Regions from separate parts of the Homo sapiens genome. Here region 2 is linked to region 1. A link is a loop called in an ENCODE intact Hi-C map of the cell type or tissue named here. Cell type or tissue: IMR-90. All regions are shown on one strand.

Region 1 (8,000 bases):
AGAGATAAGGCAAGAGCTGCAGGTCTCCCAGTACTACAGTGTTCTGGCCTGGAACTCTGAGGAGCTCAAGAATTCTAAATTTGAACCAGGCCTTCTAAGCCCTTATACATTTATATTTGTCAAGGCATTCAGGTAGAGCATATTTTAAGAACAGTTTGATAGCTTGATTTATAACCTTACATATGGCATTTTGGCTCTATTTGTACTATTATCCTGGGAGCTTCAAGAGGCCTGAAGATTGTTTACACCAAACTAAGTAGTTTATATTACATCTTGAGGGCAATGTGGAATATTAAAAGATTTTAGTCAAACAAGTGTTATTGGTTTACTGATATTTCACAAGAACCCAGAAGGAAACCCATCACACTGCAGACACATAGTAAATATTTTTGAGTGAATGAATTACCATTTGAATTTTAGAAAGATCACTCTGGTGCAGTGTGGGGAATGTTTTGGAGAAGAACAGGATTGGAAATGAAGAGACTAGTTAGAAGGCTCTAGAAGTAACTCAAGATAAGAGGTGTTGATGTCCCTAACCCAGTTGTGGATATTAGGATGAATAGAATTGGAAAAACACACACACATCTACTGTTGTGTTTGTCACACTATGTTATAATATTTTTCCTATGGGCCCATCTCCCATAACAACTATGACATCCTTGAGAATAAGCCATTACTTCCTCACCACATTATTCTCAATGCCTAAAATTGGCATATGGTAGCCATTTGAAAAAGATTTATTGAATTAACTGATTAATGCGTGAAAGGATTATAATTTGTAATTCTCACAACGACCTTATGAGATTTCTTTATTTGGTTGAGAAAACTAAGTCTTGGAGAGATTAAATAACTTGGAATAAAATCTGAGCATCCACATTGTCCACAAAACCCAAAATGATCTGGCCTCTCCAACATCACCTATGCAACATTCACTCTCATTCACTCCATTCCAGCTACACTTGCTCATTTTTCCTTACCCAATGGCTATCTCACTTTTTTGGCACTTGTTTTATTTCCTCTGCTCTTTCCTTCAGCTCTTTGCTTTCCCTGGCCATTTTCACAACTTGGCTCAGATGTCACCTTTCCGGAAAGGTCTTCCCAGGCTACTCAGTATAAGACAGATCTTTCCAAACAAGAGTCAGAGTAAATCACACTCCATCCTATTACCTTATTTTACTTTCTTCATAGCTACTACACTATATGAAATGACCTTGCTTATGATGTATGATGTATTTATTGTTAGCCTTTCTTTCCCACAAGAAAATAATCTCTTTGAGGGCAGGACTTGCCTATCTCTTTAGGAACTGATACACCACCTGACACATAATAGACAATCGGTAGGTATTTAGCATCCATTAATGACTGGATGAATAAATGAATGAATGAATGATCTTGAGAACTTCATAAGGTATGGAGGCAAGATTTGAACACAGCATCATCTGATTACAGAGTCCTTGCTTCTGCCCATGCCTCTCATGCAGCTTCATGAAATCCCATAATCACAGGACCATCTGTCTTATTCACCACTATATTTCCAGCTCTAAATCAATGTGTGGCATATGATAGGTGCTTAATAAATATTTTGTGGATGAATTAAATATGAATTAACGTGACTGTTTTAAAGAACCTGCCTCATTACTTTATAATCACATGGTAAACAGGGTTACTATTACCTTGACCAGGACACCAGGAATATAGTGGGGTTTTATGACTGTTGACAAAATACACAAGACTATGATTCTAACTGTCCCAACACTGTCAAGCTGCGTTATCAGGAGACACATTAGAAACTCTTATAATTGTCCAGGCAAGAGATGATGAGAATCCGAACTAGGACTGTAGCACAGGGGATGACAAGGAGGAGCTACGGATTCAAGAAAGTGTTAGGAGTAAAACAGGCTGGGCTAGGGGATTTATTGAGTGTGGTGTGTGGGGGAAAAAAGTAGCCTTCAAGCTTCATACTGAGTGTGCAAGCCGGATTACAATGAGTTGATGGGTAGCTACATTCTGGAACATGGAATAAGTAAGGTGGGGTGGAGATTAGAATATAATTTGGGGATTCAAGGAAATGTCAACATCGAATGGGAGATAGTAGAGCATATTTGTAAATTTCTTAGAATCAGATGGGATTCAGAGCAAGAAGATACAAGAAAGAGAGATTGAATGATGGAGCAAGGCCCATAGATGCTTTGAAACTGTTTAATAGTCCCTGTGTGTACCTAAATGCATGTATGGTGTTTATCCAGGAGAAATGGTTTTTAAAATAAGGTTGCTCATTTCTTGCCTTTCCTAGGCTGCAAAGAACACACAACTAACAGGTGATATAGAATTTGAAGCTTAAAGACCAAGTCTACTCTAGGAGTTACTGTTCCAAATGCTTTTCTCAAGGAGATAAATTACCGAATTAGAAATAATGCAGGTTGGGCTCAGTGGCTCACGCCTATAATTCCAACACTTTGGGAGGCCAAGATGGAAGAATTTCCTGAGGCCAGGAGTTTAAGACCAGACTGGGCAACATAGTGAGACCCCATCTCTACACAAATAAAAATAAAAATAAATATTTACTGGGTATGATGGTGTACACCTGTAGTCCTAGCTACCAGAAAGGCTGAGACAGGAAGATTGCCTGAGCCCAGGAGTTCAAGGATGCAGTAAGCTAGGCGCAAATGCACTCCTGCCTGGGTGACAGAGCAAGACTCTGTCTTCAAAAGAAAAAAAAAAGGAAAAGAATAATGCCTTATTAAAGAGAAAGTACGGTTCTTTGAAAATTTTTTATTTCATTTTAAGAAGTTCTTGGCAGTATTAAAGTTTCTGATCTATCTTAGTCATACTAGGAACATGAATCACCACATACCTTCTTCTTGCGTGTGTGTGTGTGTCTGTGTGTTTGTATTTGTGTGTGTGTACAATCTTGAGAATCAGAACAACATTTTGGCCAAAGACTGACTGCATAAATGATGGTGGCCCCATAAGATTATAATGGAGTTGCAACATTCCTAGCACCTAGCGACACTGTAGCTTTAGTAAGATCGTAGCAGAAGGCATTACTCATGTGTTTGTGGTGATGCTCATGTAAACAAACTTACTGTGTTGCTAGTCATATAAAAGTAGAACACATACAGTTATGTATAGCATACAACACTTGATAAGGATAATAAACAACTATGTTGTTACTGGTTTATGTATTTGCTATACTGTAATTTTAATTATTATTTTAGAGTACCCTTCTTCTACTTACAAAAAAATTTAAAAAGTTAATTGTAAAACAGCCTCAGGCAAGTACTTCAGGAGATATTCTAGAAGAAGGCATTGTTATCATGGGAGATGACAGCTTCATGTATGTTAGCGCCCCTAGAGACAACCCAATGGAAAAAGATGTGAAAGTGGAAGACAGTGATGTTATTTTTAACCCTGATCCTGTGTGGGCCTATGCTAATGTGCGTGTTTGTGTCTTAGTTTTCTAACAACATCTTTTAGAAGTTAAAAAAATTTTAATACAAAGAAGCTTACAGAAAAAGGATATAAAAAGAAAATATTTTTGTACAACTACATCATATTTATGCTTTAAGTGTTATTACCAAGGAGTCAAAATTTTTTTTAAAAAATTTAAAGTTTATAAAGCAAAAAAGTCACAGTAATCTAAGGTTAATTTATTATTGAAAAAGAAAATTTAAAATATGGTACATATTTTACATGGAATATGGTACATATTGTACATGGAATACAATGCAGCCATAAAAGATAACAAGATCAAGTCCTTTGCAGGAGCGTGGTTGGAGTTGGAGGTCATTATCCTTAGCAAACTAATGCAGGAAGAGTAAACCACAAAGCACATGTCCTCACTTATAAGTGAGAGTTAAATGATGAGAACATACAGACACAAAGAGGGAACACTGGGGCCTACCTGAGGGAGGAGGATGGGAGGAGGAAGAGGAGCAGAGAAAATAAAATAACTATTGGGCACTAGGCTTAGTACCTCGGTGACTAAATAATCTGAAGAAAAGAAAAAAACCATGACACAAGTTTACCTATAAAACAAATCTGCACGTGTAGCCCTGAACCTAAAATAAAAGTTAAAAGAGAAAATTTAAAAATAAATTTTAGTATAGCCTAAGTGGACAGTGTTTATAAAGTCTGCAGTAGTATACAGTAATGTCCTAGATATTCACATTCACTCACTACTTATTCACTGACTCACCCAGGGCAACTTCCAGTCATGCAAACTCCATTCATGATAACTACCCTGTGTAAGTGTACCATTTTTGAATATTTTATACTGTATTGTAATTGAACCTTTCTATATTTAGATATGTTTAGATACACAAATACTTACCACGGTGTTACAATCGCCTGTAGTACTCAGCACAGTAACATACTATACAGGTTTGTAGCCTAGGAGCAATAAGTTATACCATGTAGCCTAGCTGTGTAGTAGGCTGTACTATCTAGGTTTGTGTAAGCACCCTCTAAGATGTTCACACAATGATGAAATCACCTAACAATGCATTTCTCAGAACGTGTCCCTGTTTTTAAGGAACGCATGACTATAGATAGATAGATAGATGATAGACTATGATAGAGATGATAGGTAGATAGATAGATGATAGATAGATAGATATATAGATAGATAGATAGAAAGTAGATAAATGAATGAACCTATCTGAAATAAAAAGACTGTAAATTAGTGTAGTTTATTAATTGGTTTACTCCTCTAGACACAGAACAGGGTAGGCAGGCACAGAAGCAGAGCCCCTCCAAGCCCAGCAGCGGTCTTTCCTGGGCACATGGCTAAGGCAGCTTGGAGCCACATCACATGCCTTTCTCCTGAACTTTCACAGGAGATTAGCTTTTGCTTCTTGGGTAACTGAATAAGTGGAAAGAAAAGATGTTTGTAACTAACACCAAAGAAAAGTCCATTTGTTCTCAAGACACTGAGTGTGTTGTTCAACCCAGTGAGTTCATGTATGCATTTTCTTGGACCCTGCAAGGGTCATAAAGGCAGCAGGGTGACAAGCCACTTGGTTCAAGTCATGCCCATTCAGGCTGCCCCCAGGGCAGTATTAACTTAGGCAGTTGCTTTTTTCCTTCTCTGGGTTTAAAAGAAAAAAGACTCAGAAGAATGTATATATGCATCTTGCTTCTTTGCTCACTTGCGCTCTCTCTCTCTCTCTCTCTCTCTCTGTCTCTCTCTCCTGCCACTGCCTTTGGGACAGTGATGACCTCAGCCTTCCTCATTCTCAATACTAACTTTTCTTTCTTATTTTGACGTTGGGGCCCAGGGGCAGTGCTGCTGGCAGAGATGAGCCCAGCTTGAAAACAGAGAGTCCTCCAGCCCCACCCTGGAGCTCAGCTCTCCCGATACCATGGGAAAATGGGGAGAGCAATAAGAGTCTCAAGGAGCCAAATCTAATCTACATACTCAGGATCAGGAATTCTAATCCTTGATTCAATCTGATTGCTGCTGAGGGTCAAAATTGTGTAAGTACTTTAAGGTGAGGCCCAGTTATGGGGAGTTCTTATCCTAATAAGGCCCCGAATCGCATACAACCAATTAGATGAGAAAAAAGAAATCTCTCTTAATCAGTCATGTGTGCAAAGATTAATGCCCAAGGATAAGTACTGCCATATTATTTATAGACTCCAAAACTGGAAACAATCCTAAATATCTACAATATGGAATTGATTAGATATATGTGTGGAACATACCTACAGTGAATTTATGCAATCATTTAAAATCATGTAGTATTGAATATTTAACAATATAGGAAAATTCTCAACATAAGAACATGTAGTGGCTAATCCCAAATTATAGAAAATATGCAATTGTTTGCAAAAGGAAAGAAAAAGGAATATGTGGTAGGAAGTTTTTTTCTACTTGATTTTAAAATTATTTTTTCAAATAGTCAACAATAAGCTTGTCTAATTTTTATAAGCAGAAAAATAATACTATGTAAAATAAATCAATCATTTCTGATTATGGTGGTTCATATGAAAAAGAACAAAGTTTAGGGGACTATTCTTGTCTAACTTCTTGGAAACCAAGTAAATCAAACAATCAGCAAGAATTTACTATGGGAAACTGAGACACTGACAAAAAATGATTTGTATAGATTTGCATGGCAAGAACAGAAGGCTCACTTTCTCTTCAAGTCAGGACCTACTTCTAGAAGAATGTCTGGCATTAGTATTTAATGCCCTAGTGTTACCAGAAGTCAATCTATTATGCTTTCTCTTTTTCTGGTATTTGCATTTAAGTCTTATCTCCAGTAAGATCCTAAAGGCTCTATCATTTGTTAAGAAACTTCAGACATTGGTAAGTATATGGAAGGTGTGTGTAACTGGTTTTATAATGACAGCATTAGATACAGATTCAGAATCCTGGGCCTTGAGCCACTGCTTTGCTAGCTTACTAAATTATCTGAACTTCAGTTGCTTCATCTGCAAGATGGGGATGATGATAACTACCTCAGCATGTGGTCCTGAAGATTTACTCATTTAATTAAAAAGTATTTACTGAGAAGCTACTTTGCACTGTGCTGGACACTTAGGGTGTAATAGTATCAATCCCTGTCCTAACACAATTTACAGTCTAGTAGGAGACATAGGCAGATACAAAGAAAATTACAAGAGTGTGGCAATTGCTATGATGGTGGCAATGCAGCACTGTAGGAATACATAAGAATGAGAACTAATCCGAAAGAAGTGGTGATATCTAAAACAAAAGACAGAGTATGGGCAGAACTTTTCTAGGCAAAGATGGGCAGAAGACAGTCCCAGGAGAATTGAAAAAATATATTCTAAGGCCTAGAAATAACAATGGATAAATAAATACGTAAATTTAATGGAAATTAAGTAGTTTTAAAGTGATTGAACACATTTATCCAAACTGTACTAGAACACATGTACCCAAACTGTACTACTTACTAAGGCCCAAATGTTATAAGACTTTGTATTAAGTTATAATATACTCAAAATTTTACTTGATGACATATAAAGATGCAAAATGTTCATTTGTCAAAATTTGCTAATAATGGGTAGTGGAAAGAGCCTATGAATACATTGAATAATGTATCCGAAGATATCTTGGTATTTCAGATTCTAAAAAAAAAAAATAAGCAACATCTTTTTAAGTTTCTTGTCATCCTGAGTCATTTTCCTTATTTTTCCTGCTTCCAAATGCCCAGAGTTAGATGATGCATGGGCCATGCCCATTTTACAGCATTGCTTTGTGGCCAGATACAACTGCACACATAAAAACACAAGGAAGACGTGGCATGGGGGCCATATTTTAGGCGTTTTGTGGCCAGGAAGCTCATTATAAAAGAACAGTGGGTTGTGACAATGGTGTGGTAGAAGGGTAATATATAGGAGTAAGAGTTCCCGGTCTCACTCTATTTTGAGGTAGTGGCACCACCCAGATATTGTATTCAGCTGTGGGTATCACACTTTAAGAGGGCTATTGAGGATCTGGAACCCGTTCACCGTCAGGATGTAGAGAAGACTTGACAGTCTCAGGAGTAATGATGGAAGTAAAAGGGCAGCTTATTTGGAGGAGATGAACATAACAAGACAGGATATCTGTCTTCAAATAGAAAAGCAACAGTCATATGAAAAGAAGCACATTTACTCTCTGTGGCTCTGAAGTGTCACAGAGAACCACAGGAGAAATACTAATGAAAAAATTTCAGCTCAGTTAAAAGGATCACTTTATAATCATGAAATCCGGCCAGAGATGGAATAAGTTATTTATAAAGGGTGAGCTCTCTATTACTGTGTAAGCAGATAATGGATAGCTTACTAAATTATCTGAACTTCAGTTGCTTCATCTGTAAGATGGGGATGATGATAACTATACCAAGATTCAATACTAACCTATAGGATATAGGTCTACCTATACTAAGATTCAATAAGATCTTAGCATCTTAGGTGATAATATAAAAAAAATTCTAGCATCATATGAATAATTAGACTATACAAACTCTAAGTTTTCTTCCCAATCA
Region 2 (8,000 bases), 110 kb after region 1:
AGAATACAGAAATGAGATAGATGCAACATTTTGTCCTTAGAGTTTTTACTTTAATGAGAGAGATATAATGAAAAACATACAAATAAAAATGATTATTCTAGATAGTGAAAACACTCATGAAGAAAAATTTAAAAGGGTGGCATAGCATAGAGTGAGTCAGGTGAAAGATTTCTTTAGATTGGGTGGTCAGGGACAGCTTTCTGAGGAGGAAACATTTGAGCTGAGATTAGAATGTTAATGAGACAGCAATGACAGGATTTGGAGGAAGAGTCCCAGAAGAGCCTTAAGATGAGAACAAAATTGGTGGGGATGAGGAATGGAAAGGAGGCAGATGCAGCTGGAAAGGGATAAGGGAAGAGAAAACAGTTGATGAGGTCAGAGATGCTATTAGGGCCCAGCACCTGTGGTAGAGAATTTTAATTTTATCCCAACTGCAGTGAAAAGACATTAAAGAATTTTGAGGCTGCTGTTTAGAGAGCTGATTACATATTGGCAAAAATGGAGCAGAAAGACCAGTTAGGGGCAACTGCAGTAGTTCAGGTGAGAAATTACAATGCCTGGACTAGGTAGTCCACGAAGATGGGAGGAAGTAAATGTCTTTCATGATAGAACAGCCAGCATGTGCTCATAAATTGCACGAAAAAAAATGGGACTGGATTGTTATGCTAGTGACATTTTCTGAATTCAGGAAGACTAGGAGAGAATAGATTTGGGAGAGGGATGGGAAATCAAGTGAAGTATTGGAAATGTTGACTTGGAGATTCCTATTCATCATCTAAACAGAGATGTCAAGAAGCTGACTGTACAAGAGGTCAAAGAAGGGGTTCATAGCTGAAGATATGTAGAGTATCTCATAAGACCCCTGAGGGCACACCCCTTGCAAAGCCCAACCCCAGATTTCAAACACAGTCTTTCCCAGTTTCGCATTGGGAAACTGGAATGGGAAGCTGGGCAAGATTGCGTAATGGGAAACCGGGAAAGACTGTGTTTGAAATCTGGAGTTTAACTGATCCTATCTTAGTATTAATTCTCCATTAAAGTACTTAGTCTCCATCTGATTTCCCTCTAAATGGGGTCTTTATAAGCTCTCTTCCTTTGTTACCAGGGTCTTCTTAAATGCAAACAGAATAGGCACCTACACCAAACAGAATGAAGTTGCAAGTATTCTTAAGTGAGAAGATAACTTGCATTCTAAGACAAGCTAGATGACATCCACAGAGTTCTTAAGAAGGATTGTTTCCAACAACAGTCTGACCTACTGACTCTTTCACCAGTCTTCACCTCTTCTTCATCCACCACTTGCACTCTTTATTTTCCCTTTTGAGGAACCTATCTGTCTTTATTTCAACCAACAGCCACCTAGTCAACCCTTGGATGTTAAAAGTTTACTCATCTCGAGATATATTTGCTTTTTACCTGGGAGACTGAAGAGGCAACAGATCTTGAAGATCAAATAAATGACTCTCAGATAGTAGGATTTCAAGTAGGACCTCTCTAATCTCAACGCATGGGCTGGTTCCTTTCCTGTGGCCTGCTCTGTCCATTTTTTTTTTCATATTTTCCATCTTAAAAATTCCCCTCCCCAGGAAACTGTGACACATGCTACAACATGGATGAACCAGGAGGATATCATATTAAGTGAAATAAACAAATCACAAAATGACAAATGCTGTATGATTCCACTTAGATGAGGTACCTAGAGTAGTCAAACTCCTAGAAACAGAAAGTAGAATGACGGTTGTCAGGGGCTGGGAGGAGAAAGAAACGAGGAATTGTTATTCACAGGTAACAGAGGTTCAGTTTTGCAACATGAGAAAGTTCTGGAGATTGGTTGCACAAGAACATGAATATACTTAACACTTCTGAACTGCACACTGAAAAGCGGTTAGAATGGCGAATTTTATGTGAAATCACAATTTGGAGGTGTTTTTTAATTATTAAAGCTAAAAGAGCAAGTCAGAGAGATGTGAAGCATAAAAGGGATTCAACACGCTGTGGCTTTGAAGATGGAGGAGTCTGCAGAATGAAGAATTCATGTGGCCTCTGTAGGGTGGGCTCAACCAGCAAACAGGAACCTCAGTCCTGTAAACATGAGAAACTATGAGGAACTGAATTATGACAACCTGAAAGAACCTGGAAATGTAGTCTTCCCCAGATCCTGCATATAAGAGCCAGTCTAACACCCTGATTTCAGCCTTGAGAGACCCCCAGCAGAGAACACAGTTGAGTAATATACAGATCTGTGAGAAAATAAATGGACATTTTACACCACTAAAAAAAAGATCCCTTGTTTTAACCTCAAGCTCCTCTCTTCCATGAGCTACCATCTCATTTCTCCTTTACAGACATACTATTTGACATTCAGTATCTACTTCATCTCTTTCATTGCTTATACTTTCCCCCAAAATGTCAGTGACTTTCTTTAGTTCCCAGTTCCAATGGGCATTCTAAACGTTTTCTATTACTTGACCTTTGTGGTACTTGATGCTCCTGACTACTTAGTCCTTTATGAAATATTTTCTCCCTTGGATTCTGTAACCCACTCTTCTGGTTTCTCTAACCTCTTTTGCTGTTTCTTCCCGAGCTCCTTTGTAGATTCTACTGTCTCTAGTTAACTCTCAAATTTGTTGTCCTCCAGGGCTCTTTTATTTACCCTAGCTTCTCTCCTTCATGTACTCTTTCTGGGGATTTTTATCCTCATTCACAACTTCCACTCTTACCTATGTATGTTATTATTGGCTCCAAACATATTTCTCTGGCTTGTACCTCTTGGCTAAACTCCAGATCTGTATATCCAACTGTGTATGGGGCATCTCCACCTAGAAAGCCCAAAGATCTTCAAATTAATATGTCTAAATCATTCTTTCCTTATCAAAGCTGCACCTTTTCCTGCATTTGCCATCTTGATGAATATCAGTCTTCCAAATTTAATCACTCAAACTAGAAGACAAGAGATGTTGTCTATACTCCTCTTTGCCCCTCAAAACCTCTGCCACAATCCATCCACTTATCCAATTCTAAGAGATTCCACCTCCAAACTGTCTCTTGAATATGTCCCCATCCCACCCTTCTATATCTACTGTTACTTTCTTAGTCCGTGATCTAATCACTTCACACTTGATTATGGCAATTGCTTCCTGTTTTCTTATTTCCTAAATTGTCACCCTATTTTCAGTTTGCCCCACTGCAATTCATTCTCCACCCTGGAGCAATCTTTCTAAAATGCAATTTTCTTCATTAAATTCCTTTAATAGCTCTGCATTTGTTCAGGATAAAGCTCAAATTCTTTTTCTTAGTATCTAATGCCTTACAAGATATGGCACTTGCCTAATTCACAAACTATCCCTCTGTCTATGTACATACTTGGGACATACTAAATTCTTACCAACTTAGTAATATGTCAAGCTGTTTCTTATCTGCACTCCTTTGGACATGTTTTGCTTATCCATAATTACCAACTCATTCTTCAAATTTTAGCTTAGTTATTATTCCCTTGAAATATCTATTCTACTTAAACAATTCAACAAGCAAAAAACAAATAACTCCATTAAAAATAGGCAAAGGGGCCAGGCACAGTGGCTCACTCCTGTAATCCCAGCACTTGGGAGGCCAAGAGGGGCAGATCACTTGAGATCGGAAGTTTGAGACCAGCAGACGCTCTCAAAAGAAGATATACAAGTGGCCAGCAAACATGAAAAAATGCTCAGCATCAGTAATCATCAGAGCAATGCAAATCAAAACCACAATGAGATACCATCTCACACCAGTCAGAATGGCTATTATTAAAAAGTCAAAAAACAACAGATGCTAGCGAGACTGCAGAGAAAAGGGAACACTGTTGATGGGAATGCAAATTAGTCCAGCCACTGAGGAAAGCAGTCTGGAGATTTCTCAAAGAACTTAAAACATTAAAACAGAGCTATTATTTGACTCAACAACCCCACTGCTGGGTATATACTCAAAGGAAAATAAATCATTCTACCAAAAAGACACATTCACTCGTATGTTTATTGCTGCACTATTCACAATAGAAAAGACATGGAATCAATCCAGGTGCCCATCAATGGTAGATTGGATAAAGAAAATCTGGTACATATGCACCATGGAATACTATGCAGCCTTAAAAAAGAATAAAATCATGTCCTGTGCAACAACATGGATGCAGTTAGAAGCCATAGTACTAAGAGAATTAATGCAGGAACAGAAAACAAAACACTGCATATTCTCACTTACAAGTGGTAGCTAAATATTGAGCACACATGGACATAAATATGGGAACAACAGATGAACAATAGACACTGGGAACTACTAGAGGGGGGAGTTCAAAAACTACCTATTGGGTACTATGCTCACTACCTCGGATGATGGGATCCATACTCCAAAATTTATCATCATGCAATATTTACATGTAACAAACCTACACCTGTACCCTCTTGTGTCTAAAATAAAAGTTGAATTTTTTTTTAAAAAATTAAATCAATGGTATTTTCTCTTTCTCCCAACAACTGATGTGCACACCTGGTCAATTAAGCAGTTATCTTCCCAGCAATTCTAACGCTTACACATGTGGATGTTCAAATAAAATATCATAAAGCTAGTTTCAGACTCTATTTTGAAAAGTAGCTCTTTCTTTTAATCATACTTGGAATTTTAAAATTTGTGGCAGAATGACCCAGAAAAAGGGTACTAGAAGGAGTACAGTGAATTTATCGAATGCTTCAGTGGGGTGCAGCAAGTTGAGCATTTAAGACTCTGAGCTCTCATCCCCATTTCAAGCTTTGTAGCATCACTTTGATCTATCTTACTGCTTTGGAATATGTTATTTGGGGAAAAAAATTTTACTTGAAATAAAGTTAGAAAACTATTTGGATTATAAAAGTGAATTTTCTATGATCTGTGTATGAACCTATTTTCCTTTTGGGAAATTTCCTTGTGGACCCTCCTTGCACATCTGCTACTTGAAACAAGGTTGTTCTTCTTTTGTTCACCAGATTCTTTCTGCAATTCGCTGAGGACTATAAGCCTGAAATAGAAAATAGATTTATAGCTTTATTATAATGCAATACTTTGAATTTAGGCACAACTAATATGTTTGAATTGTCTCCGCAGGATTGTTGGGTTAGAGATACAGAATAGTGGCCCTGAAGTTACCCTCCCTGTGTTTACATTGTAGCTCTGCTAATTTCTAGTTGTGTGACCTTAGAAAAATCAGCTCATCTCTGTGCACCTCTAGCTCCATCTCTGTAAAATGAAGTTAATAACAGAAGCTATTTTATAGCACTGTGGTAAGGATTAAATGAGTTAATATATGTGAAGCTTTCTGAAGAGCCCTTGGCACATAGTACTGAGCTCAGTAATTGATAGCTGTTGTACTATTATTATTACTTACACATGGACATCCCAATCCTTGAACGTATGGTATTATTCATAAGGGCCAGCACTATTCCTAGCCAGCTCCATAAAAATGAGAGCTGTATGGTTTTCTCTTCTTAGCAGCCTGAAGCAACAAAGCATACATCTAGTCCTTGCCTTTATGGATATCCACTTGCAGGACTGGAAATTCTTGCCTGATCAATCACTGTAGAACTCAATTGTTTAAGAACTCAGAAGCTTCCAGAATAATGCTCATCTATCCTCTCTACCTTGTATGTGCTGTTCCCTGCCTTTGAGATCCTCTCTTGTCTTCTCCATTGGACCAGAAGAGGATAGAAGGTGGCCCTAAACCTTGCTTTTGTTTTTCTTATATTAGGACACAAAGTTGAGTAAGAGAGAGTCCCCTGGAAGACTTTCAGTTAAGAAGGAATGACAGTCCAGTGAACCTGTGGTTACAATAAAAGTTTAAGAGTTTTTATGGCAGTGGATAATATTTTTTAATTTATTAATGATTTTCTTCACTCTTCCTTGCATAAGGCTGTGCTCTACTAAACCAGATACACTGTTACCTCTAGGAAGATTTTGTTTTAACTAGAATGCAAAGAAAAGGCCACCATTCAGCATTTGATTTGCAACAGAGAATCATGAGGCCCATGGCAAAGCTGTGGTCATGAAAACCAGGGTTTTCTCAGAAATCAAGGTACTTCTAAAGGTAAACAACTTCTCTTTCCATATCAGGAGCAAAACTTGAAATTTGAAACATATGATTTTACTATAACCTTTAGATAGTAAAGCTTATATTATATTATATTATATTACTATGTTGTAAAGCTCTTATCTTTACTGTCTAAGTGAACCTTAGATAGTAAAGATAAACCTCCAAATTGTCTGAGTTTCAAGTAAAGCTTAGATAATAAAGACAAAAATTTTTCTTTAGAGAAATTTAAGGATTATGATTTAAGGGAAGTTGCCATCTATCCAAGGAGTAAAAATAAAGTGGAAAGGACCTCTGACTTGAGGGATAGAAATCAGACAGGGAGAGCTACAGAAGACTAGACAAGGGAGAAGATGATCATGAGTCCCTGAGTTTATCCCCAGCACAGGGGCCAGGTATATAGAGACTGGAGGGTTTTGCAGCAGCAGAAATTGCCACAAAACTCCAGGCACATTGAGACAGAACCCACAAGCATTTTTTCCATGCTAGTGCCCTGCTTTCCTAGGCTATCCAAGCTGGCCTTGGAGTGGTAGAACAACAAAGGGAAGTGTCCACAGAGACAGGCCTGCTATGGGACAACTGACTCCCATGGTGCTCATATGATGTGGAAGGAGTCCAGAAGCTCCTGAATGCCTCCGGGAATGTGGACCATGAGTGCTGGCTGGTGAACTTACTCAAGGCAACGATGGGCCAAGCTGGGGATGGAATGGAGTCACTGGGAATCTGAAGCACCGCGAGAGCCAGCGTGGGGCCTGATCAACAAGAGGTGATGGCCAAACACTTTGGATACTGTTTCAGAGCAACACGCAAACCATGTTTTCCTCTGCCCTCATACCACAACAACAATCATCAACACAGAAGAAGACTTCTGTGACCAAAGTGTGGGGGTTTTTCCCCGGGTATCCTCCAATCAGTTCTAACATTATGTACCCAGAAACAGCAACAGATATCACATATGGAGGGCTCAGTCCTACAAGTCTGCCCCCTTCTCCCACCAGCCTCAAGTCCAGGCCTCCAGAACTCCTGACCGATCAGCTTCAAGTTGGGGTTCCCATGACCCTATCTTTGGGTTTGATTTATTTATTAGAGCAGCTCATAGAACTTACAGAAACATATTTACTGGTATGTTATGAAGGATATTTTAAAGAATACAAATAAACAGCCAAATGAAGAGATACATAGGGAAGGTCTGGAAGCATGGACAACTGTGTCACAATGTGACTGTACAGAAAGGATATGACCTGAATAAACCCAGCAAGGCCTGCCTGCTCAGGGTTTTCTGGATCTCTCTGTGCAGCATTCCTTCCTGCGGAGTATGGGGTAGAACCCACTCTGGAATGAGGTTCTCATGACCCACAATCAGATGAGAGTCCTGCCTTGGGCAGGTGAAAAGAAGGCAGGAGAAGGTCAGAGAGAGAGATTCCATTTTCTGAGGCCTGTTCCTAAGGCCTAAAGTACCCCAACATTGTGACAAAAGAATATAACAAAGATTATGAGGTTTCTGAGCTAGGAACTGTATATGAAAACCTGTGTGTGTGTGTGTGTGTGTGTGTGTGTGTGTGTGTGTGTGTGTGTGTGTGTGTGTAATCATATCACAAGAGCCATCATCATGCCTCACCCATCCTGGAAGAATACAACCTGAGTGGAGTTACAACAGCCATACGCTGCTCAGTAGCAGCTTTAATGTAAATAGAGGCTGACTCCCAAAGACCAGGTGGGATGAGCTTAACTAGAGCCCCAGAAGCAAGCAAAGAAGGACAGCACATAAATTGCCCACCTCTCCCCTGCTTCCTGGATACCATTAATTCACGCAAACCTTCCCTTGCTTCCAGACTCTATCTACTCCCTAGAGAGGGCAGTTAGAACATTTGAAGTGTCAGATTATTTATCCAAAACACACAGAGTTACCTTA

Evidence for each region. A loop is a pair of places that touch in the nucleus more often than their neighbours do. Peaks named below come from ENCODE experiments on the same cell type or tissue, not always from the same donor. Only the 100,000 strongest peaks of a DNase experiment are listed, where the experiment ranks them.
Region 2: a loop joins it to region 1, with 9 times the contacts of the local background. A loop is called at or near these places in 14 of 110 quality-filtered maps.

The regions. Positions count from the first base shown.
Region 1 is chr11:95,581,418-95,589,417 of GRCh38, forward strand. No RefSeq gene overlaps it. Among named protein-coding and RNA genes, the nearest start is that of FAM76B, 200 kb to the right of the region's middle. In IMR-90, no CTCF peak of the experiment used is centred here; DNase peaks (open chromatin) are centred at 2,954 and 4,204; H3K27ac peaks cover 635 bases.
Region 2 is chr11:95,689,356-95,697,355 of GRCh38, forward strand. No RefSeq gene overlaps it. Among named protein-coding and RNA genes, the nearest start is that of FAM76B, 96 kb to the right of the region's middle. In IMR-90, no CTCF peak of the experiment used is centred here; no DNase peak of the experiment used is centred here; H3K27ac peaks cover 209 bases.